Linked DNA regions of Homo sapiens: region 2 is linked to region 1. Evidence: chromatin contacts called from ENCODE POLR2A ChIA-PET data. All regions are on one chromosome and are shown on one strand. The core of a region is the stretch at or near the end of the contact, and the rest is flanking DNA. Distances in the headings are between cores, read along the strand shown. Region 1 overlaps HDAC7 (histone deacetylase 7). Region 2 holds the start of BCDIN3D-AS1 (BCDIN3D antisense RNA 1).

Evidence for each region. ChIA-PET counts read pairs that join two places held with the same protein, here RNA polymerase II (POLR2A).
Region 2: POLR2A ChIA-PET joins it to region 1 with 10 read pairs in WTC11. The contact joins the promoter of BCDIN3D-AS1 here to the enhancer-like site in region 1. POLR2A ChIA-PET finds 5 or more read pairs at or near these places in 2 of 52 experiments (BJ and WTC11).

Annotation. Positions count from the first base shown.
Region 1 is chr12:47,803,440-47,810,154 of GRCh38, forward strand. The region is part of intron 1 of HDAC7 (histone deacetylase 7); the gene reads right to left. It overlaps LOC124902926 (a long non-coding RNA gene), which reads left to right. Exons shown (of 2, transcript XR_007063290.1): 2 at 1,836-2,194. Among named protein-coding and RNA genes, the nearest start is that of HDAC7, 13 kb to the right of the region's middle. RefSeq lists an enhancer at 5,493-5,562. Within about 2 kb of position 4,089, at least 4 of the 41 ENCODE cell types and tissues checked have a DNase peak (open chromatin) inside an H3K27ac peak, as active enhancers do.
Region 2 is chr12:49,824,808-49,831,522 of GRCh38, forward strand. It overlaps BCDIN3D-AS1 (BCDIN3D antisense RNA 1), which reads left to right and starts at 3,736. Exons shown (of 3, transcript NR_027501.1): 1 at 3,736-3,937; 2 at 4,128-4,276. It overlaps NCKAP5L (NCK associated protein 5 like), which reads right to left and starts at 3,606. Exons shown (of 13, transcript NM_001037806.4): 1 at 3,515-3,606. RefSeq lists enhancers at 138-1,004, 1,005-1,871, 3,015-3,064, 3,480-4,058, 4,059-4,637 and a silencer at 3,325-3,734.

The DNA of each region.
Region 1 (6,715 bases), core at 2,839-5,338:
AGGGAGACTCCCACCGACTGCCCCTCAAACCAGCCCATGCTTTGGGTAACAAAGTTCGGTCCGAAAATGCTGCTCTACCTATTTAAATTCTGCCCATCCTCTGAGGTCCAGCCCAAGTCCATCTCCTTGGGAGGCTCTCCCTGACCTCTCCCCTCTTCCTTTTCCACAGCACTCGCTCTGTGTCTACCACCTTGACACTTCATTCATCATGATCTCTGTGGTGCCCTGTGGAAGCCATGCCCATCTGCACCAAACACCTCGCAGGGCACGTGGCAGGCTCTGTTAGTAGCTGACAAATCAAATACAATGACTCTCTCCTGACAACCTGCCTGAGACACAGCATGCATATTTCTCAAGGTGGTGGGCCTCAGAGGCAAACTCCCCTCCCCACGACATGGTAACCCCCAATCCCAGGCCTTCTTAGTACCTCTTCTTTCTTCTGCAGGACCTGGTCCTCCCAGAGGTTTCTGGACTGGGCTCCAGGGTGCACTCCCAGAGACTGTGTCAGGCTGAGTCCCCTGCCTCCTGGGAATTCTGTCCCACCTCCCCAGTCCCTACCCAGGGGCTGGTCAGCAGCATTCATGCTTGGGAGCAGAGCCAGGTTCTCTGTGCCTTGCTCCCCTGGTAACCACAGATTCCGGACACCATGCACTCTCTGGATAGGAGAAAAATTAATGACCCTGAATTCTGTGGTGTGGGCTACCAGGCCCCAAAGGGATGTTTTGTGGTGATAATCCATAATATAAGGTCTGTCCAGAAAAGCTGTGTGCATGTGTGCATGCGTGTTGGCAACGGGGCTGCTTCCAATAGCAATTCCTGGAAAAAGTTCTGCTTTTCCCCCGCTCCCTGGCCCCGTGCTGAGGGCCATCAAGTTCAGAAGAGCGCAGAGCGACAGAGATTAAGACCCAGGAACAGCTCTCTTTGTGTCCTAGAGAGAGGAAAGGTATCTACTGGCACCCCGTCAGTAGCTGAACTGAAGCCAGAGCATGAACATCCTGCCTCCCAGTTCTGGCTTGAGTGTGGGACCTCTTTTCCCATCACTGCCTCTCTCCGAGGGCTGTTACTACTAATTTGGGGTCAGCCTGAAAAAAAAAAAAAAAAGAGAAGTAAATGGACCCAAGGTACCAGGAATACTGTCTAGCACAGGGCTCTTTGCCAGGTTGGAGAGCTCTTCTTTTTGGAATCCTGGCTACTCCCCTTTTCTATCTTCTTTGGAGGCAACTGCAGTCAGACTTAAGAACAGTTTACTTGGCACTGGGGCATGTGGGCCTACCAAGTCACCTTCTTAAACCAGAACACCTGATTTTACCCAGAAACCTATGGAGCCCCTGTTCCAATAGGTGCACCCCAGCCCTCAGCAACCTCCAGAGTAAACACAAACACAATTCTAAGCACCTGGAACAAACTGACCTCCCTACTGCTCCTACCTTATTGCCTCAGGCCCCAGTCTTGGTCCTCCCTCCCCAGCAGGTATGACTTTGCCTCCTAGATCTGCAAAAGGTGGATGAAAACCTGAGCCTTGCCGACCACCTGCTCTCCCAGGAGCTTCATGTCTTCAGTGGGACAAAAGGCTTCCCCAGGAGCACTGCCACCTAGAACGCCCCCCTCCCGATGCCTCCAGTGTCTTTTCTTAATTTTTTTTTTTTTTTGAGGTACGGTCTTGTTCTGATGCCCAGGCTGGAGTGCAGTGATGTGAACATGGCTCACTGCAGCGTTGACCTCCTGGGCTCAGGCAATTCTCCTGCCTCAGCCTCCAGAGTAGCTGGGACTACAGTATGCACCACGATGCCTGGCTAAATTTTTTTTGTTTTGTTTTGTTGTTTTTTTTTTTGTAGAGACGAAGTCTTCCCCTGTTGCCCAGGCTGGGCTCCTGGGCTCAAGCGATCCTCCCCGCTCATCTTCAAAGTCTTTGTTGAGGCTGTTCCCACCTCCCTGGACTCTTGATTAGCGGAAAAGGAAGCAGCAGCAAGAAGACCTAGGCCCCAGCAGCAAGAGGAAAGCAGGCAGTGGCAGAAGGCCATAGTCCTGGGTTCAGAGCTGACTCCCTTCACACCCGAGGTTGCTGTCTCTGGTTCTCCTTCCCTGACATAGGCTGGAAAAAGCTTGAGTCTCCATGGGGCTGGCAGAGAAGATGAAGGCTGGTGGTGAAATGGCTTCAGGAAGATCCAAGAACAAATAAACAGGAGAAAGAACACTGTGGTTGCCAGGCCTCCCTGACACAGAGTGGGGGCTGAGCACAGAGGATCTGCTCCTCTTCCAGGCTTTAGAGATCGTTCAGACCAACACTCTCATTTGACAGAGGAGCAAAGAGAAAGAAGGGGCTAGGTCACAGCCACCCAGCCAGCCAGTGGTCCAGCCAGGCCAGGCCAGACCAGTACAGGGGAAACCCAAAGGTCAACCCCAAATGCAGGTACTACTTCCCTGGGAAGTCACTGATCTAGGGGTTGAAAAGATGGAAATATGAGTGAAACCTGGTTCTCACTTTCAAGGAGTTTAGAATACAGCCTGCAGCCTTAAACATATTTGAACAAGTACAATACTTGCAGATACTAAAAAAAATTCAGAGAGCCCAAAAGTTGTTAGGATAAGTTTCTCATTCATCCCAGACTCCCTAGAACTTCCCTGGAAGCCGCCCTTTCTAACAGCTTCTTGTGTCTCCCTTCCAGAAATTCTCTATACTGCTCATTGATTGGCACTGAATGCTTCTTGCTCAGATTTATCCAGAACCCAGCAGGGAGCTGAGAGTGGGCTGGAAGCCCCTGCCACATGAAGTCTGGCAGGCCACAAACTGTGAGGGAATTGAAGGTCTAAAGCACACAGGACATTGGCTTTGCGGTCAGATGGGCCTGGGTTTAAGCCCCGACTCCCTCGGTGACTGGCAAAGCAAGCCAGAAACACAATTTAACCTGCTTAAGCTGCCCCACCTGTAATCAGGAGATAAGAATACCTACTTCAGGCTGGGCGAGGTGGCTCACGCCTATAATCCCAGAACTTTGGGGAAGTTCTGCCCTGGCCAAGGCGGGCAGATTACTTGAGGTCAGGAGTTCGAGACCAGCTTGGCCGACATGGTGAAATCCCATCTCTAACAAAAATACAAAAATTAGTCAGGCATGGTGGCGGGGAGCATGTAGTCCAGCTACTTGGGAGGCTGAGGCACAAGAATCGCTTGAACCCAGGAGGCGGAGGCTGCAGTGAGCTGAGATTGCACCACTGCACTCCAGCCTGGGCGACAGAGCAAGACTCCGTCTCAAAAACAAAAACAAAAACAAACAAAAAGAATACCTACTTCAAAGAGGTCACCTGAGATTAGCAATGCTGTCTGTGATGCACCCAGCACATGGTGGGTGCTCCCTTGTGGTAGCGAGTATTAGTTTGCCTCCTGTACTTGTCTGCAGCCTCCTTCCTGGCATTAGCGTTTCAGTGTCTGCTCCCAACTCTCCTCCCTCCTCTACCACAGACCATTTTCTCCTGAATGCATGCCCCTGCCCCATCTCTCTCTCTCTCTCTTTTTTTTTTTTGAGATGGAGTCTCGCTCTGTCACCCAGGCTGGAGTGCAGTGGCACAATCTCAGCTAACTGCAAACTCTGCCTCCTGGATTCAAGTGATTCTCCTCCCTCAGCCTCCCAAGTAGCTGGGACTACAGGCATAAGCCACCAAGCCCAGCTAATTTTTGTATTTTTAGTAGAGACGGTGTTTTGCCATGTTGGCCAGGCTGGTCTCGAACCCCTGTCCTCAGGTGATTTGCCTGCCTCGGCTTCCCAAAGTGTTAGGATTACAGGCGTGAGCCACCGTGCCCAGCCCCCTGCCCTATCTCTTATCCCCAGCCTCTCCCAACTATGCTCTCTTCCCTTTCTCTTCCACCTGAACTTTTGTAAGCGAACACCTTATTATGTGCCAGGAGTTGTTCTAAGTACCCTACATTTGCTAACTTATCTAGTCCACATGACAAACCTATGAGGTATTTACTGTTTTATCCCCATTAGATAAATGAGTACGCTGAGGCCCAGCAGTATTAGATAACTTGTCTGAGGTCACAGACAAGTGGCAGAGGTTGAGCTGGGACTTGAGCCCAGGCAATTGGGCTTCAGAATCCACGCTCTCAACCAATACACTCCACCCCTCCTCCCCAGCATTCCCATTCGCCACAGGCCAGCCAGCAAAGGACACATGCAGGACCTAGATGGGCATGCAGAAAGATGGAAAAAAAAAATCACACAGCCCCACAGAGACCCGTGCCAGCAGCAATCCCCAGCCCTGCGCAGGTGAGAGGGCAGAAGCTATGTCATCTTTGGGTGCCCATGAAGACAATCTCAAAGAATCATTTGGAGCAACTGTTGACTTTGTAGAAACCAAGCAATGATTTGGGACTGTGTGCTGGAAACAGGGGGCTGGCAATGGGTTGGGGTCTTAGAGGACCCTCAGCTCCAACTCCCCTGCTCTCAGTGCCCTGCCATATCCCTTCTCTAGAAGCTCCCAAGTCCCTCTAGGACTCTCTCATTAGCGTCCCAAAGCAAGCTGCACCATTTCTCTGTATAGGCAGAGGAGCCAGCTGCCCATCAGGGCAGAGGCTCAGCTGCCAGGTGAGCCAGCCGGGATGTCTGCCTACCCAGACGAAGGCCTCCATCAGTCCGAGGCAAGAGGACAGAGAAGCTCCTGCACACCAAACAGGAGGCTGGATGTAAGGGTGGCAACAGTGAGCATGCCTCTTTCTCCGCCACCTCAGGGCAGCTGGGGCCCTGAGGCAGCTATTTTTAGCTCTTGACACCTGGGTATTTTGCAGCCGCAGGATGTCCGGTTTGGAGTCTCTTTCTGGGAATCCCACATGCGGCTGTTGTAAACAGCCCCACGCAGCAGTGGCCTGAGCTGGGAGCCAGTGTCGCCCCCCCACCCCACCTCCACTTCTGCTGTTTGAGATGAATCAAACAGGAAGCAGATGTAACCATGGCAGCAGCGGCTTGAGCTCCCTGGGGGTGGGAAAGCATCCTCCCTGGTTCTTTGTCCCCCACCCCAGATCCCCAGCTCCACCCTGTGGCCTCTCCTCAAGGATGAAGACCTGGCAGAACCTGAGGCCGGGGAGCTGGGCCATTCTGAGTTGCGTATGGCTGTCGGTTTCTGGGTCTGGCACTCTCTGGAGACCCTTGCTGTCCTCTGACAGAGAAAAACAGGGGTCCTCCCAGCCCTGTCCAACTCCCGGGACCTCTCGGGCCACCACTCAGCCTTCCCTGCAAGTCCATTGTGAAGGGGAGGGCATAGCTACTTCCTGCGGTGGCAGGCCTGGAGGGCCTGCATCTACTTCCTATTACCCATGGCCTTCAGCTTATAGCCTGGCCTGCCCCTGCACTGCTCTGCCCACTTAGGGAATTCCTGAGCCAGTGGGCTCCCCTAGTCCACACTACCCTAAGATTTCTCAGTTCCAAAAAGCCCTCAAAGACATAAGTTCCACATTCATCCTCACTCCTCTGCTCCAGTATCTCCAGTCCCTGAGATAGGAAGTTCACCATGATGTCTAACTACCATCTTTCCTATCATAAGCAAAACATCCTGAGCAGGCAAGATTTGAGGCCCTATCTGTAACATGGGGATAAGTCGGCCAGTTTCTGCCTTCATCTCTCCCCTTCGCCTTTACCCCTCTGGTGCCCCACTTAGACCAGTTGCTCCTTTAGCAGCCAGTGTGAGCCAGTCTTTCTCAAGGGCCAGTGTTTGCCCCAACAGGAAGCACAGTCACCGCCCCAGGCTGCCTCTAGGGGCGGCTCCTTCTCCCCTCTGAGGTGTCACACTCATTCCCTTGCTCTCCTTGTCACCCCAGCTCCTGGGCCCTCCTCATGCAGACCCTGCCCCTCTGTGTACCCTACTCCTGCTTTGCCCACTGGTTCTGCCTCTCCCAGCTGCAGGCCGAGCGAGATGTGCCTTCCTCACTCTTCTCACCTGTGCCACCCACAAGGCCACGCAGCCCATTCCCAAGACTGCCAGGGAAATGTTTAAGTTACAATATCAACAATAGTTATATTATTTTAATTAATTAATAATATTAATAATGATCAACAATCATGTGTTAATGCTTACTGTGTGCTGGCTATTATCCTAGGCATTTTTGGCGGGGGGAGGGCAACATCCTCCCACTAAGCGATTTTTATTTATTTATTTATTTTGAGATGGAGTCCCACTCTGTCACCCAGGCTGGAGTACAGTGGCACGATCTTGGCTCACTTCAACCTCTGCCTCCCGGGTTCAAGTGATTCTCCTGCCTCAGCCTCCTAAGTAGCTGGGATTACAGGCGTGCGCCAACATGCCTGGCTAATTTTTGTATATTTAGTAGAGACGGGGTTTCACCCTGTTGATTAGTCTGGTCTCGAACTCCCAGCCTCAAGTGATCCGCCCACCTCTGCCTCCCAAAGTACTGGGATTACAGGCCTGAGCCACCACACCAGGCCCCCACTAAACATTTTAATTGTACTATTGCAAGTAGTCCTCACAACTCTGTAAGGCAGATACTGTTTTTTTGTTTGTTTGTTTTGTTTTGTTTTTGAGACAGAATTTCACTCTGTCACCCAGACTGGAGTGCAGTGGCACAATCTCAGCTGACTGCAACCTCTGCCTCCCGGATTCAAGTGATTCTCCTGCCTCAGCCTCCCAAGTAGCTGGGATTACAGGTGCAAGCCACCATGCCCAGCTAATTTTTGTATTTTGGTAGAGACGGTGTTTCACTATGTTGGCC
Region 2 (6,715 bases), core at 2,486-4,985, 2.0 Mb after region 1:
GTCAGTGTCTGGGGGAAAATATTATGGGTCTTGTTCTCAGGGATTTGAAGCTGCTTTTCCTCGGTATGTTACAAAGCTGACCAGAGCCCCTGGAGGGTCCTGCGATAACACTCTGACTCTCCAAGGGCCCAGCTTTCTGCTATCTCAGGTTCAAGAACTGGCCCTCTCTGCCTTAAATCCAGCCAGGCTACCTCATGCATAAAACATTAACGCAGAATGGGACCATGTAAAACTACACAGCAGAATCAGGAGTCCTGCCTCTGACACTCACCACCGCATGAATCACTTCCCCCTCTGGACTTCAGTTTCCCCATTTTTAACATGAGGGCGTTGGACTAGACTGTCTCTAGGATTCCTTCCAGCCTATGCTCTGTGTTGTTTTGATGTAGTGGCAGATCCCAGATTGATTTACATAAATTTGCATGTTCAATCAGAAATCCCAAACTCCAAGTATAGAAAATCCAATCAGTCCATTAATGCAGCCAGACTGGGGCTCGGGGAACCTGCCAGGTTCGGGTGAGGGTTGTCGAAGGAGACAGTGAGAGCGGTGGTGAACTGGGGGAGGGGGCTGAGAAGCAGGGGCTAGAAAGGGCACTTGTTTTGAGAGATGCAGCTCTGGTGACTCAGGCATGATGGGGTCAGGGACCCCACTTCGGCTGTCAGGCAAGGGCCCTTTCTCTTCCTCCTTCTAACGGGGCCTCTGGCTGGCCAGCCTCAGAGCCACACCCCAAGAGGGAACAGCAGCTTCTGCCTAGTAACAGCTGCATCCTTCAGTCTGACAGTGACTCCAGCATTAGCCACTTTCTGGGAAACTGACCTCCCTGGGAGCTTCCATTATCCATTCCAACGGCTCACAGCGGTAAGGAAGGCTTCCTTGGGATTTAACCTAAACACCTCCTGCTGCAGCTTCACCTTCATAGGCAGCAGGGCCCAGGGCAGAGGGCTTCCCAGGCCCAGGAGAGCCAGCAGAGGGAAAAGTAACCCAGGGAGAATGTGCCCCTACATGAGCAAACCCAGGGCTTCCTTAACCACCACCTCTCCTTCAACATTCCCCTTCACCTGGGAGACCGAGGATGAAAACAAACAAGAAGAACTTCAAGACCTCTGGCTCTTGGGCTGGAAAGCAAGTCCCAACCTGGAGAGCCCAACTCCTGAGAAGTCCTACCCTGGGGAGGGAAGGGGCTGGGAAAGGTGGGGTGGGGGCAGCTTCTCCTCACTGCTGCCACTGGCTGGTATAGCAGGGCCTGGGAGGCTGGCTGGGCTGGATGAGGGCGGTGGGGAAGAATCCTTAGCCCCTTGCCTGGGACCTGGGGGTGTGAGTACAGCAGTGAGGTGGGCAGGGCTGGGGGTGGGATGGGCAAAAGCAGTGGGGCCCTCCTTGCCCTCCTCCTATAAGAGGGCGGGTGGGTGAGTATGTTGTGCTCCCTGGCCCAGATCCTAAAACAAGTCCCAACAGCTGAGACGTAAACTGTCTCCTGGGAATCTGCTTACCCTGCTGGCCCTTGGCTGCCTCCTCCTCTCTCAGCTCCTCTTCAAAGGGCCAGGATGTCTCACCACAGGCGTGATGGGTGGGCCAAACCCAAGCCAGCAGGAGCAGGAGTTCATATCCCAAGGCACCAGGGGTGTGTGGGACAAGGTCTACTCTCAGGCTTAGAATAAGGGAATCTGTTCTCTCTACCCAGGGTTCTAATCCTAACTAATTGCAATTTAAAGCACACCCAACACTTTAGCTCCCTCTAAATGGAACCATTCTGCCAGAGGACCTTTCTCCCCTATAGATTCACCCATCAGTGGAACCATTCAATGTCAAAAAGTGGAAGGGAATATTAGAGCTATCTAGTCCAACTACTGACATTTAAAGATGGGGAAACTGAGCCCCAGAGAGCAAACTGTCTTGGCCAAGGTCATACAGCAAGCTAGGAAAAGTAGGGACCAGAGCTTCTGACTCTGTCTTTATTGATACCCGCTTGCTCCCCAAACACTTAGGTCTTCACCGGCCTATCATGAAGATCCTTCTTCCCTGCCAACCACAGCACCTGCCCCTCCAGGTCCTCACTCTCTTCGTGAGGGCCAGAGCTGGAGAAAGATGCTGGAGGGACAAAGCCACCTCATGCACAGACCATAGACTTTGAAAACAAGCTTGAACATGGGAATATCTCCCCGGAAAGGAATACACACGGTTTCTTTGGGATAGGAAACCCACTAATCCCAGGTTGTTTTTAGGAAGATGGGGGGACCAATTTGAGAAGTGAATTTTCCTATCACACAAGGAGTCTCAGAGAGCCAGATGGCGTAATGTCTGCAAGGGAGGGTCTGCAACAAGGCAAATGGGCTATGTTCATTTTCCCCGAAAGTACTGACCACAAAACGGTAAGGCATTGACACTCTTTCTACTGCTCCCCAGGCCACCCCTGCCCGGGCCACTTCCTCTGGCTGACCATTGTGCTTAAGAAGGAGGACCCATGACAGACGCGGAGAAGTGGGAGGGAGGGATTGCCTCTACAGCCAGAGAACTCCTTAGCCCAAGACCCCCAGCTCCTCAGCAAGGCAGGCCTTTAAGAAGTAGCAGCTGGACAGACTAAGTGGACTCAGCTGATCCAGCCCTGGGATGCCTGGAAAACCAGGCCTGTGGGAGGTGAGGGCCCTCTGTGCCCTTGGGGCCGTGCCAGGACTGGAGATAACGCGGGACCTTGGGCCCAGGACAGGGAGAGGGGAGCTAGGATCCGGGCAGCCGCTTTCTTAGTTGGGCTAAGCCAGGGAAGCGTCGGGCACAGATGAATTCTCTGCATTCTTCTGGCACCGCAGCCAGCACCCAGAGGGCCTTTTCTGCAGACGCTGCCCTGTCCCTGCTCCCTGCCCAACCAACCCTTCTCCCTCCCTTAGCTTCTCTTCAGCGTGCAGCCCACCAGGTCCTTCCTCCTTCCCGCAGCCCCTCAAAGCCTTTGAAGGGGCTGTTCTCTAGGAGACCCGGTCTTTCCGCCTCTCCCCGCCTTCCCCAGGCCCTACCGCCCCAGGCCACGGGGAATGGGAAGGAGTGCGAAAGGGAGCCCCAGGCTCGTCTCCGCGCCTGCGCTTTGGGGAGAGAGCCCCTCCCCCCGCAATAACCCGGCACCGCTAAGCGGCACCCGGACGGTGGGATGCGGGTTGGGTGGGGTGAGCAGCTGGGGCAAGGTCAGTGCTTTCAAAGAGGGAGGGGAGCCCGGCCCCCGGAACATCCCCCACTCCCGAAAGTTTCCCTTCCGGGGCCACGGAGTGTGCGCGAGGATGGCGCGGGGGGCGGGAGGGGGTGGGGTGGGGGTGCACAGAGTCGCAGCCGGACCCCCGAGGAGGGTGCGGCTGGAGGGAGGGACGGAGGGGCGGGCAGCAGGGTTTGGGCAGGAAGCCGCGACGCCCTCTCCGACTCTGTACTGCCACGAGAGCCTTACCCTCCACACCCCACTCCCCCCGGCCCGGAGCTACAGATCGCCCCCCCGCACTCGCCGCCCTTTCAATCCCAAGTAGACCCAGAACTCACCGAAATCAGGTGTTGAGCTGGGCCAGGGCAGGCCGGATCCGCCAGGTCCATGGCCGCGGCTTGGGGGCGGGGGGCAGAGAAAGGGGGGTGCCGGAGCCGCCTCCTGATGTCAAGGCTTTAAAGGGGCCGGGGAGCCCCGCCCCTGGCCCTGACCCCGCCTCCCTCCTCCCTAGCAGCCAATCCACGTTCAGCCTGGATGCGCGCCCCTCCCAGCCCCCTCCAGATGTTCCCAGGACGCGAGCTAAGTCTGCCCGGCCGGCGCGCGCCGCTTCCGCTTTGGTGGGAAGGACCTCCCTTCCCCCTTATAGAAACACTTTCTCCAGGCCGGGCCGGGCTTGGTAAACCTCAGCCGTGCCTGGGTAGAGGACGCCGGGCTGGGCCGAGCGGGGGTGGAATGAGGGCGTCTAGAACAGAGAAAACTAAGTAGGTGCGCGCGGGCCCACAGGCATGCGCGTTTGCTTCTGTGGGGCTGGGCGTGCACGTGTATGTGTGGTTGTGAGCGTCGGTGTTTGTAATTTGCTTTTCTGCATACGTGTTGGGTGTAAATCCATGGGGGAAAGGCTTGAGTGCCTCTTTGGCCTTAAATGCTCCCGCCTCTCTCTTCCTTCTCCAGGATGGGGTCGTCCCCCCAGTAATCTGGAAAACAGTTACAGCAACAGGCTCCTCTCATCAGACGGCAGTGCTGGTCGTTTCCTCACTGGTTTGCGGGGAAGGCTGGGCAGAAAAAGGATGCAACCTTGTTCTCAACCACTTGCTATCTCGGTGAGGATGAGGAAAAGCAAACAGCCCATCCAGGCCCCTGCAGAGCCTCAGAGCTTCAATATCATTCCCATTAGTCCTTAATTAAACACCTATTTGCCCTTGCCTAAATACCGTATAACCCTCACAGCCTGCATTGTAGTGACTGCCCCAGAAATGTAGGTTCTCACCTGGGTTCTGCAGGGAAATACGAAGGAATCCCTAGGTACAGTCTCCGCCTACTTCATTAAAATTTCTTTTGTTGCGAGTATACAAAGGATGCAGCTTAGAGTATCATATTAGTCCAATAAAGGAACATAAAAAGTAAGGCAAGTTAGGGTGCTCAGATTGGCTAGGATTAAGAGTTCTTTTCTGAAGGAGGTTTATTTAAATACGGAATTTGAAGGGCAGAGAGAGCTTGAGTAGGGTCCAGGCAGGGTAAAGGCCACAAGGAGATTCAGATAGGAAAGAGCAAATTATCTGCGTGGGACCGTGAGCAGATCACCGTGGTACGTTGGGAAGTGGGAGAAATTAATGGAGGAGGTTTCTTATGGAGGAGAGCAGAATAAGGATATGGATGTGACAAGACATAAGATAAAGAAGTCATTTTGGGTTCTTGAGCATAGAGGTAGTTTGATGAAAAGAGTGCCCAAGGACAGCTATTACTGGAACCTAAAAGATGTCTTGATGGGTACCCCCACCAGCTTTCTCATTTTTTTGCTTAAAAAATATTTTATTCTTTTCTTTTCTCTGAGATGGAGTCTCACTCTGTCCCAGGTTGGACGGAGTGCAGTGGCACAATCTCTGCTCACTGCAACCTCCACCTCCTGATTTCAGGTGATTCTCCTGCCTCAGCCTCCCAAGTAGCTGGTATTATAAGAGTGCACCACCACACCTGGCTAATTTTTGTATTTTTAGTAGAGACGGAGGCTTCACCATGTTGGCCAGGCTGGTCTCGAACTCCTGACCTCAGGTGATTTGCCCACCTCGGCCTCCCAAAGTGCTAGGATTATAGATGTGAGCCACCATGCCCGGCCCTTAAATTATTCTTAACGTGCAATAAAATGCACACATCTTAGGTGCTTTGTTTGGTGAATTTCAAAATATACACCTATGTAATTAACACCCAAAACAAGATACTGAACCACCACCCTATAAAGTTCCCTCATGCCCCTTTATAGTTGATCACCCCACACCCACCACCACCCTCCCCTGGCAACTTCCTGAATTATAGCACCATAGATTTGTCTGCATTTGTATTTCACATATATGGAGCTTTACAGTATGTACTTGTGTCTGTATCCTTTAGCTTAGTAATGTTTTTGAGATCCATCCATGTGTATCAGTAATCTGTTCTTTTTTATTGCTGAGTATTATTCCATTGCATGAATATATCACAATGTGTTTATCCATTCTTCAATTGATGGATATTTGGGTATTTCCAGTTGGGGTTATGATGAATATGGCTGCTATTAACATTCTGGTGCAAATATTTTCATAGACATGTTTTCATTTCTCCTTTTCACCTTATTTCTTGATGATAGTGGCATCTTCGGAAGCCTACAGCATTGTGAATTCTTATTCAATCATCTAACATTGAATAGGGATCAGTGGGCTAGTTCTGGGATTACAACAAAAAGTAGACATGGTCCTTTCCTCAAAGGGCTTGAAAGTCCAATAAAACTCCATGTACCTGTTGTATTCCTAATATTGCCTTGTATTCCTAATTCTGCCTTGAGGTAGAAAACCTTAAAAGTCTGCCAGGCATTTCTAACTACTTTTGGATGTTTCCAAATAACTGAATTATTGGAAGTAAACAGAACATCAAGATGATAATTTACTTTCCTTTTTTTTTTTTTTTTTTTTGAGACAGAGTCTTGCTCTGTCACCCAGACTGGAGTGTAGCAGCACAATCTCGGCTCACTGCAAGGTCTGCCTTCCAAGAGGCAATTCTCTTGCCTCTTGCAATTCTCAAGCAATTCTCCTGCCTCACCCTCCCAAGTAGCTGAGATTACAGGCGTGCGCCACCACACCCAGCTAATTTTTGTATTTTTAGTAGAAATGAGGTTTCACCAAGTTGTCCAGGCTGGTCTTGAACTCCTGACCTCAAGTGATCTGCCCACTTCAGCCTCCCAAAGTGCTGGGATTACAGGTGTGAGCCTCTGTGCCCAGCCAATATTTTACTTTTCATTTAGATGTTTACTCTTGTTTAATAAACAGCCAGAACATCTGTATTTGTCAGAGCAAGTACCTGGCTCTCTCCTTCCTTAAAGGCTATTGTGCACTTGATAATTTCAGCATTCAGATTTTGGCAGATTCTCTATGCTTCACAAACCTTCATCCTCACTGACAGGGGTTGAAAGAAGTGTAGCTACTATTGCTTCAAGATCCCTTTCAGTCTTTTGATAAGGCTTAAGGCACTTTCATTCCTTAGTGCTATTATTTGCATAAATTAAAAATTAC